Regions from separate parts of the Homo sapiens genome. Here region 2 is linked to region 1. Evidence: chromatin loops called from intact Hi-C (ENCODE). Cell type or tissue: testis. All regions are shown on one strand. Each heading gives the region's core, and the rest is flanking DNA. Links, peaks and the distances in the headings are about the cores only.

Region 1 (6,803 bases), core at 2,380-4,879:
AGCTACTCAGGAGGCTGAGGCAGGAGAATCGCTTGAACCTGGGAGGCGGAGGTTGCAGTGAGCTGAGATCGCGCCATTGCATGCCAGCCTGGGCAACAGAGCGAGACTCCGTCTCAAAAAAAAAAAAAAAGGCTATCTGTAATGAGGTGGTGACAGTCCCAAGCTACTTTTTGCAGCATGGGTATCACAAGAGGAGAGGCCTAAAGACACATAGAGCAGGATCAGAAGGAAATGACCAGGGGCTGGTGCAGTAGCTTACGCCTGTAATCCCAGCACTTTGGGAGGCTGAGGTGGGTGGATCGCCTAAAGTCAGAAGTTCAAGACCAGCCTGGTCAAGATGGTGAATCCCCGTCTCTACTAAAAATACAAAAATTTGCTGGGTGTGGTGGCAGGCACCTGTAATCCCAGCTACTCGGGAGGCTGAGGCAGGAGAATCGCTTGAACCCAGGAGGCGGAGGTTGCAGTGAGCCAAGATCGCACCATTGCACTCCAGCCTGGGCAATAAGAGTGAAACTCCGTCTAAAAAAAAAAAAAAAAAAGAAGGAAATGACCAGTATGACCAAACCATAGCATAAGAAAAATAGCCAAGACCAGGCATGGTGGCTCATGCCTGTAATCTCAGCGCTTTGGGAGCCTGAGGCAGGAGGATCACTTAAGCCCAGGAGTTTGAGACCAGCCTGGGCAACATAGTGAGACCCTGCCTCTACAACAAATTTTTTAAATAATAGCCAGAGGACCTGGCATGTTTTGCCTGAATAAAATACTTGGGGGACATGCCAGCCACTTTCTAATGCCTTAAGCCTGCTACATAGGATCCAAGGCCCAGAAGTAGGCCAGGTGAGGGTGAGCCCTAGGTAGACAGATCTCACCTCAATACAGGAAGGCCTTTTTGACATGTTGACCCAAGATGCACAGTAAGCATCCTGTCCCAGAAGCATCTGAGTGCTGGCAGAATGCAGAAGTCTGGGACTCAAACACTGGATAGGGGAGTAACTATTTTATAGGCTCTAAATAGCTCCTCCAAGTGTGGACCTAGGACCATCTGATGACCACATGCATCACCCAGGGGCTTGTTAGACACATAGATCCAGAGGCTCCACTCCAGCCACTGAGTCTGAATCTGCATTTTCACAAGTTGCACAGGTGATCTGTGTGCACATGAATGCTGACAAGCACTGATGTGGAGATCATCTGAGGAAGCCCCAGGTTCAGGTGGGCTGCTGCTCTGAAAAGCAAAAGTTGGGAGGGACACTGGGGCAGCAGGAAGAGCACGTGGTGCTAGAGTCTGGTCTCCATGAGGATAGCCCAGCTGTGCTTCCAGCCCAGCTGCTCCAATTATGTCTGTTTCTTTATCTAGTCGGGCTCAGAAGAGTCAGTCAAATTTGCATAAGGAGGCCTGCGGTAAAGGGGCTCATGGGCACAGGTACTCATCTGACACCTCATTAAGCCATCTTCGTAAATCATCTCTAGAATGCCTGTTGTTATTTTAGGAAACAACATAAAGAGGATGATAATTAAAAGTAACACCCTGGGTGGGAATTTTTACTTCCTTCCAGTGGTTGGCAAGTAAAGCACCTTGGGAATTTTTTGGTAAGGTAACATTTCTATACATTTTTCACAGATCACACAACATCAAAGCTTGTCTATGCTGCAGGTTTTTTTCCCTTTCCTCTGCTGGTGCTTTGGGTTTGCGGCTTTATTCTGTTGCTGGCTTTTTGTCTTATGTTTTTTTTTTTTTTCCTTTCCACCGAGCATTTTCTGATTTTACCTTGACTTGCAACGGGGGAGGGTATTGCTTCTGGATGTTAGATGACATCCGAAGCATAAAATGCTAAACCAAGCTGCAGGTCGTTTTCAGGTGAAAAGGCAATTTTACGCTTCATGGTTGGGACCACGTAAGGCATTTTCATGGTGGGGTATTTTTCATCTTAGATCCATCAGGATGACATCCAGGGATTTGCTGTCTAGTAGAAAGTTCACCTTTCAGTTACCCACTGTCTGTCTGCAGCCTCCTAGTCCTGCTGCTCTCCTGCACAGGCACAAGGGCATTCCTGCTAGACCTGCTCCCCTCCTGGGACTGCCAGGCCCCTGATGTTGCCATATTCCCCTGGTTTTCAGGGCCCCTTGCCACGCGTCTTCCCTGTCCCCCACAACCCTCACTGCCTACCTGTCTAGGCCCACTGTCTAGGACCTGAGACCCTTAGTAACACTCCTTGATCTGCCTTACACCCTGTCCTCCTGCTCCTCCTCTCTGATAAAACCCCAACTTCAGGTCATCCCACCATTTGCCTTCTCTGCTCCTGACTCCGCCCTGCCGAGAGAGCTGGAGAAAGCCCACAGAAGCACCGGCAGAGGCCACCACAGATTCACGGTCTCAAGCCTTCCCTGGATTCCTCTGCTCTCTGACAACCATTTTACTTGTCCTAAATCAGCTCCTCTCCTTCAAAAAACAAACAAACAAACAAAAAAAACTGTTATTTGACCCCACTTCCCTGCCTCACAGAGGAGCCTTCTCTTTGTCACAGCTTGTTGACAGCACTTTCTTTTTTTTTTTTTTTTTTCTTGAGACAGAGTCTCGCTCTATCACCCAGGCTGGAGTGCAATGGCATGATCTTGCTCACTGCCAGCTCCGCCTACCCGGGTTCATGCCATTCTTCCTGAGTAGCTGGGACTACAGGCGCCCGCCACCATACCTGGCTAATTTTTCATATTTTTAGTAGAGGTGGGGTTTCACCATGTTAGCTGGGATGGTCTCGCTCTCCTGACCTCATGATCCGCCCGCCTCGGCCTCCCAAAGTGCTGGGATTACAGGCTTGAGCCACTGTGCCCAGGCGACAGCACTTTCAATACCAGTCCTTTCTGTTAACTCACTGAGGTAGCTTCTAGGATGCTGGGACAGATTCCATGGCCCTGTGCTAAAGCAAATGAATCAGAATCTCTGAGGTGGGGCCCAGGATTCTTTTTTATTTATTTTTATTATTTTTATTTTTTTAGAGACAGGGTCTTGCTCTGTCACCCAGCTGGAGTGCAGTGGCGTGATCACAGCTCACTGTAGCCCCTAGCTCTCTGGGCTCAAGAGATACTCTTGCCTCGGTCTCCCAAGCAACTGGTACTACAGGTGCAAGCCACCATGCCAGGCTTTTTTATTTTATTTTATTTTATTTTATTTTATTTTATTTTAATTTTGATACAGTTTCTCACTCTGTTGCCCATGCTGGAGTGCAATGGCATGACCTCGGCTCACTGCAACCTCCGTCTCCCAGCTTCAGGTGATTCTCCTGCCTTAGCCTACCGAGCAGCTTGGATTACAGGTGTGTGCTACCACGCCTCGCTAATTTTTTATTTTTAGTAGAGACAGGGTTTCACCATTTTGGCCAGGCTGGTCTTGAACTCCTGACCTCAAGTGATCCACCCACCTCGGCCTCCCAGAGTGCTGGGATTATAGGCATGAGCCAGCACACCCGGCTGCTAATTTTTATATTTTTTTTGTAGAGATGGGGTCTTGCTGTGTCCTGAACTCCTGGCCTCAAGTGATCCTTCCGACTCAGCTACCCAAAGGACTGGGATTATAGGCGTGAGGCACTGTGCCTGGCAGGGTTCTGTATTCAAGAAAGCTGCCTAGTTGGGAACCAGTTATTGGCCTATATTCCTGAATCTTTCCTCACTTTTTGTCACTTCTCAAACGGTTACAGTCTGGCTTCTGCCCTGACCACTCTGTTACATTCTTAAACGGGGTCAGGACAACAACCACCACAGCCATGCAGGTTCCCAGGTCTCCTGCCACTTGACTCCCTGGAGTATTGACACTGTTGGTCACTCCAAGACTTCTAGACACCTCTTCTCCTTCTTTGCCTTCTACCCCTGGCCATCTCCCTTGGCACTTTAAGGTAGACCCTTTTTGGACCTTAAATATTGGTGGTTGTTTCCTAGAGTTTCCCAGGGTTTGGTCCTCAGACCACTGCTCTCCTCAGTCTATGATTCCTCTCTGGTAAATCCACGTGGCTTAATCTACAAAGTACACGCTGATGTATGCCTCCAGCTGTCATTTCTCTAACGTCACACTCATGCATCCAGCTGCTGGAAGTGTAAGGTCAGGTGTACAGGGGAGATGTACACCCCACAGGCACCCTAACCTCAAATATTTCAAGATCAAATCCATAGTTCTCCCAGCCCCCCATGCCAGCTCCCCCTCCTCCCCTACTCACAACTCACTGAACATCCCCATCTCTACTGCCCAGCAGCTGCTCTAGAGTCCCGGGGTCATCACACAGCCTTCCTGCTTCCTCATCTATGCATTCAATTCAGGCCTCCTGAGTTTTACCTCCTAAATATGATTAAACTGCCTTCTTCCACCTGACCCTTAATTTGGGTCTCATCTCTTGCTTGGACTATTAAAATAGCGACCCCCCCGCCCCCCTTTTTTTTTTAAAGAGATGGAGTCTCACTATGTTGCCGAGACTGGATTTGAACTCCTAGATTCAAGTGTTCCTCCTGCCTCTGCCTCCTGAGTAGCTGGGACTACAGGTACACACCATTGTGCCCAGCTCCAACAACAGCATCTAAACTGGTCTCTGTCTCCAGTCAAGTCCCACCAGAACAGTTGCTGGGGTGATATTTCTTTGTTTCTGAAACAGAATCTCCCTCTGTCACCCAGGCTGGATCACAATTCACTGCAAACTCCACCTCCCTGGCTCAAGGAATCCTTGAGCCTCAGCCTCCCGAGTAGCTGAGACTACAGGTGTGGGCCACCGCACCTGGCTAATTTTTTTTTTTTTTTTTTTGTAGAGATGGGGTCTCGATATGTTGCCCAGGCTGGTCTCGAACTCCTGGGCTCAAGCAATCCACCTGCCTCGACCTCCCAAAGTGCTGGGATTACAGGTGTGAGCCACCACGCCCAACCTGGGGTGAGATTTCTAAAATGCCAATCTTGACAGGTCAGTTCCCAGCTTAGAATGCTTGAAAGCCCTCCATGATCTAAAGTTAAAATTCCAGCTGGGTGTGGTGGCTCACGCCTGTAATCCCAGCACTTTGGGAGGCAGAGGTGGGTGGATCACGAGGTCAGGAGTTCAAGACCAGCCTGGCCAACATCGTGAAACCTCGTCTCTCCTAAAAATACAAAAATTAGCTGGGCAGGGTGGCGGGCACGTGTAATCCCAGCTACTTGGGAGGTAAAGCAGGAGAATCGCTTGAACCTGGGAGGCGGAGGTTGCAGTGAGCCAAAATCGTGTCACTGCACTCCAGCTTGGGCAACAGAGTGAGACTTTGTCTCAAAAAAAAATCAGCCTGATGTGGTGGTGCACGCCTGTAATCCCTGCTACTCGGGAGGCTGAGGTGGGAGAATAGCTTGAACCCAGAGCGGGAAGTTGGACCACTGAACCCGGAGGGGGAGGTTGCGCCACTGCACTCCAGCCTGGGCGACAGCACAAGACTCCGTCAAAAATAAAAAATAAAAAAAATCCCAGCTCATCGGCATGGCCCAGAAAGACAATCATGACTGTACCCAACTGTAGGGCTGGGCAAATGAGGTGCCTAGGGTGCAAAATTTAAGAAGACACACACTCTCAGGTGCTGACCCTGCACATGCACGACCCTGGGAGTGGATGCTGCCTTAAATTTTGCACCCTAGCCCTTGCTCTGCCCAACTGTCTCTTTGGCTTATTGGCTTAACAGTCATCACCACTCCTGCATTCTGTGCTTTGGTACTCTCACTCTCCTTGTGGCTAGATCCTCACAGACACTGAGAGGCTTCTCACAGCTCAGGACAATCTTGAGAATCCTCTTTCTACCCTGGCTTCTACACTCCTTCAGTCCCACAGGCATTATCTCTACAACTGCTCTGACCACATTAGGTTCTCCCCATCCCTCTGAGCTTCTCAAGGGCAGAGACAGTGTTCCATCCTCTTTATCTCTCAGGCAGCATGTAGCAATCAGTAGGTGCTCTATAAATGTTAGCTGAACTGAATACAAATCTGCTCTGGGAACTTACTTGAGTTAACATCAGGTCCGTTGCCCAAGGCCCACAGTCCCACTAAGCCCCTTCAGAATGTAGTGACCACTAAGGATGGCTATGCACCAGGAATGAACTAGAGGCAGCCCTTGTCCAGACCTGGGCTGGAGGAAGGGTAGATGTGAACCATCAACTCTCCAAGGGTGGTGGTCAGAGCTCTAGCAAATAATTCCCCTTCTGACAAATTCACTGACTGTTAGCCTGCAATTTTCACAGGAATTACACATCGCCTGGCCAAGTGCTAAATTTTGAGCTTTCTTCCTGCCAGATTTCTACCATGCTGGTTCATGTTTGCCAATCTTGTAACAGTAATGTGTTTTCCAGTAGGGAGCATGAGTAGCTTCAGGAGTTATTCTAGAGGCTCATAAAAATGATCTTGTGACCATTTTACAGGAAGGATTCAGTAATGTGCCGTCTTAAAGAATACCACTGCTACCAAGAGAGGTCCTTGGAGTTTTTGCATTAAACCTTGAATACTATCTAGCAGGGACCTATCATACAATAAACAGCTCTAGGGTAAACACATTTCATAGGGTCCAATGTCATGAGTTTAACTTTTTTACTGTTGTCCAAGTACTTTCTTATCTGTAGCCTTACTTTTTTTTTTTTTAATGGAGACAGAGTCTTGCCGTGTCACCAAAGCTAAGTGCAGTGCCCAATCATAGCTCAATTTGCCTTGAACCCCTGGGTTCAAGCAATCCTCTGCCTCAGCCTCATAAGTAGCTGGGACTACAGGTGAATGCCACTGGGCCTGGCTAATTTTTTGATTCTATTTTTTTGTAGTAAAAATGGGGTC
Region 2 (2,500 bases), core at 1-2,500, 120 kb after region 1:
GCCCAGCATTTGGTTGCTGTGTCTCTTAGTCTCCATATAGAATCTTCCCTCCACTGGTTTTTGATACTAACTTTTTGAAGAGTTCAGGCCAATACAGTTTTCTGTCGTCCTTTTATTTTACCTTTGCCACCTGATTTCTAAGAATGAACTGAAATGATTCTCTTAATTGTATCTTGCAGTTTATTATTTTCTAATTATTTTGAGAGTAAAACTTGTTATACTTTAAATACATGCTGTGTTTGGCAGGTAGGTATTATTTAGAGCTCTTCCTGCTTTATTCATTTCCAGTTATATTTAAGAATGTAATGATGATACATGCACATTTGCTTGTTGAATTTCATCTAGACAGAGTCTGATTGTTAATGTTGCTTAAGAAAGTGTTGATTTACTTAGGGTATAGTCAGAATGATTCATTTCAAACTTAGTGGCATGTAAGGGATATCTGTTTAACCATAGGAAAGACGGAGCATAAGCAATTCAAATAAATTCCAAGGATAGAATTAGTATTGGCAAAGGACTGAGTTTATTTTTTGGATTTGACAGTAGCGTGAGTAGTTCTGTGGTTACTTTATATATTTAAATCAGTTCCTTTCTTTCAGTTGTGACATAAATTTTTACTGGCAGGGCACTCCATTTGTTATATTTTCCTAACAGTCTTTATAATAAAGAAAAATTGGTGAGTCATTTAAAATAGCCTTAAAGAAATTTAATTTTCTTAAAACAATTGTTAAATTTTAATGGTAAAATAGCGCTTTCAGATTAGTCTTGTTATAGGAGAAAAAAACTTTAAAAAATTTCTTTTTGTATAGACAGGGATGTACACGGTGGAAGTCATTTCTGAAGTTACGATGCAAGAGAAGTGCCTGATGGCATTTGTAAATACAGATCTTTGTCTTAATGGAACTTGAATAAGTAAATGAAAGCTATTTGCATTTTCAAAGTAATTCGTACAGATACTACGTTTAAAAATAAACTTTAAGACCATATTCTTACATTTTGAAACATCCTGCCTGGCATACTCGAAGATACACAATATTCCGTAGATGCCCAGGAGGGCTTGCATTTTTGAGTAGTTCTTATTCATCCCCCTGCCTTGCAAAGATGGTACCCTTGTATAAATTTAAGTTGTCATGTGTTTAATGAATTAATACTGCTAAGTGAGTATCCTCAAGTTATAGTGGGACTAGATAACCAATTAAACAAGAACAAAAGATGATACAAATCTACTACGTTACAGGAAAGATAAGTATATTATCTTCATGTTGAGGAAAAATTTTTGATTGGAACTTTTTGTTCATTTGTACTAGTTGAGATTTTGATTTTATGGAGGTTAATGAGTATCAAATATACTTCCAGTTGTAGCATGCCCTATGTATCTGCTAAATTTTCTTTCTGAGATTTTCTTGAAGTTGAAATATTATTAAATAACATCTTTGTACTTCTTACTGAGATAGAATGCTCCCTTTTAAGAAATTAAAAATTTTAAAACAAACATTTATTTTATTCTCATATCCTTTTGCTAACTTGTGAATTGCGATTTGGTTTGGGATTAAAAAAAATGTTTACTTTTTAAGCAGGTTTGAATTTACTGAAAGATGCAATTCAACTTAGACTTAAATTTTTTTTGTTTTTTTTGAGATGGAGTCTCACTCTGTCGCCCAGGCTGGAGTGCAGTGGCGCGATCTTGGCTCACTGCAGCCTCCACCTCCCGGATTCAAGCCGTTCTTCTGCCTCAGCCTCCAGAGTAGCTGGGATTACAGACACGTGCCACCATGCCTGGCTAATTTTTCTATTTTTAGTAGAGATGGGGTTTCACCATGTTGGCCAGGCTGGTCTCGAACTCCTGACCTCAAATGACCCTCCCACTTTGACCTCCCAAAGTGCAGGGATTACAGGCGTGAGCCACCGCGTTCGGCCTTAGACTTAAAATTTTTTTAACTAGAAATTATTTTCTCTTGCTAGGAGGCAGGTGGAAGTCATCATAAAGTTTCTGTTTCACCCGTCGTCCATGTTCGAGGACTCTGTGAATCTGTGGTGGAAGCAGACCTCGTGGAAGCGCTGGAAAAATTTGGGACAATATGGTAAGGATGATAGGGACTTCATGTAGATTGAAAACTGTGGTAGAATAATCCTTGCTTGCTTGTTACAAGCCTTGATGTTTAGCATAGTAAATATTGTTTGTATATATAAACAAAGTAGTATCTATTGTTTGCCTATGACTGTATTTCTTTGGAACGTTTTAAGCCTACTATTTTTAACCTTCCTGGGTGATGCATGAGTGTATTTTTGTGGAGCTATGATCACTTCTCACTCCCCAGCAAAGTTGTATAAAGAAATTATGTGTGCTTTTCATCTGATTTTCAAATGAGTCCGTGAGTCCTGTTCAAACACTCTTTAAACCATTGAGTTGATTACATGCTTCATCTTCAGAGTTTCAAGTAGTGATGCTTAAATATTGATTTTTTTGTTGTTCTTGATTTTGGAATATTTAGGAATTAAT

Evidence for each region. Peaks named below come from ENCODE experiments on the same cell type or tissue, not always from the same donor. Only the 100,000 strongest peaks of a DNase experiment are listed, where the experiment ranks them.
Region 2: a loop joins it to region 1, with 3 times the contacts of the local background. A loop is called at or near these places in 11 of 110 quality-filtered maps.

Annotation. Positions count from the first base shown.
Region 1 is chr2:38,704,490-38,711,292 of GRCh38, reverse strand. All of the region lies in intron 4 of GALM (galactose mutarotase), which reads right to left. All of the region lies in intron 1 of LOC124905993 (a long non-coding RNA gene), which reads left to right. Among named protein-coding and RNA genes, the nearest start is that of GALM, 42 kb to the right of the region's middle. RefSeq lists a silencer at 1,279-1,479. In testis, for the core only: no CTCF peak of the experiment used is centred there; no DNase peak of the experiment used is centred there.
Region 2 is chr2:38,591,111-38,593,610 of GRCh38, reverse strand. HNRNPLL (heterogeneous nuclear ribonucleoprotein L like) reads left to right here. Exons shown (of 13, transcript NM_138394.4): 2 at 1,963-2,081. Among named protein-coding and RNA genes, the nearest start is that of HNRNPLL, 11 kb to the left of the region's middle. In testis, for the core only: no CTCF peak of the experiment used is centred there; no DNase peak of the experiment used is centred there; H3K27ac peaks cover 1,339 bases.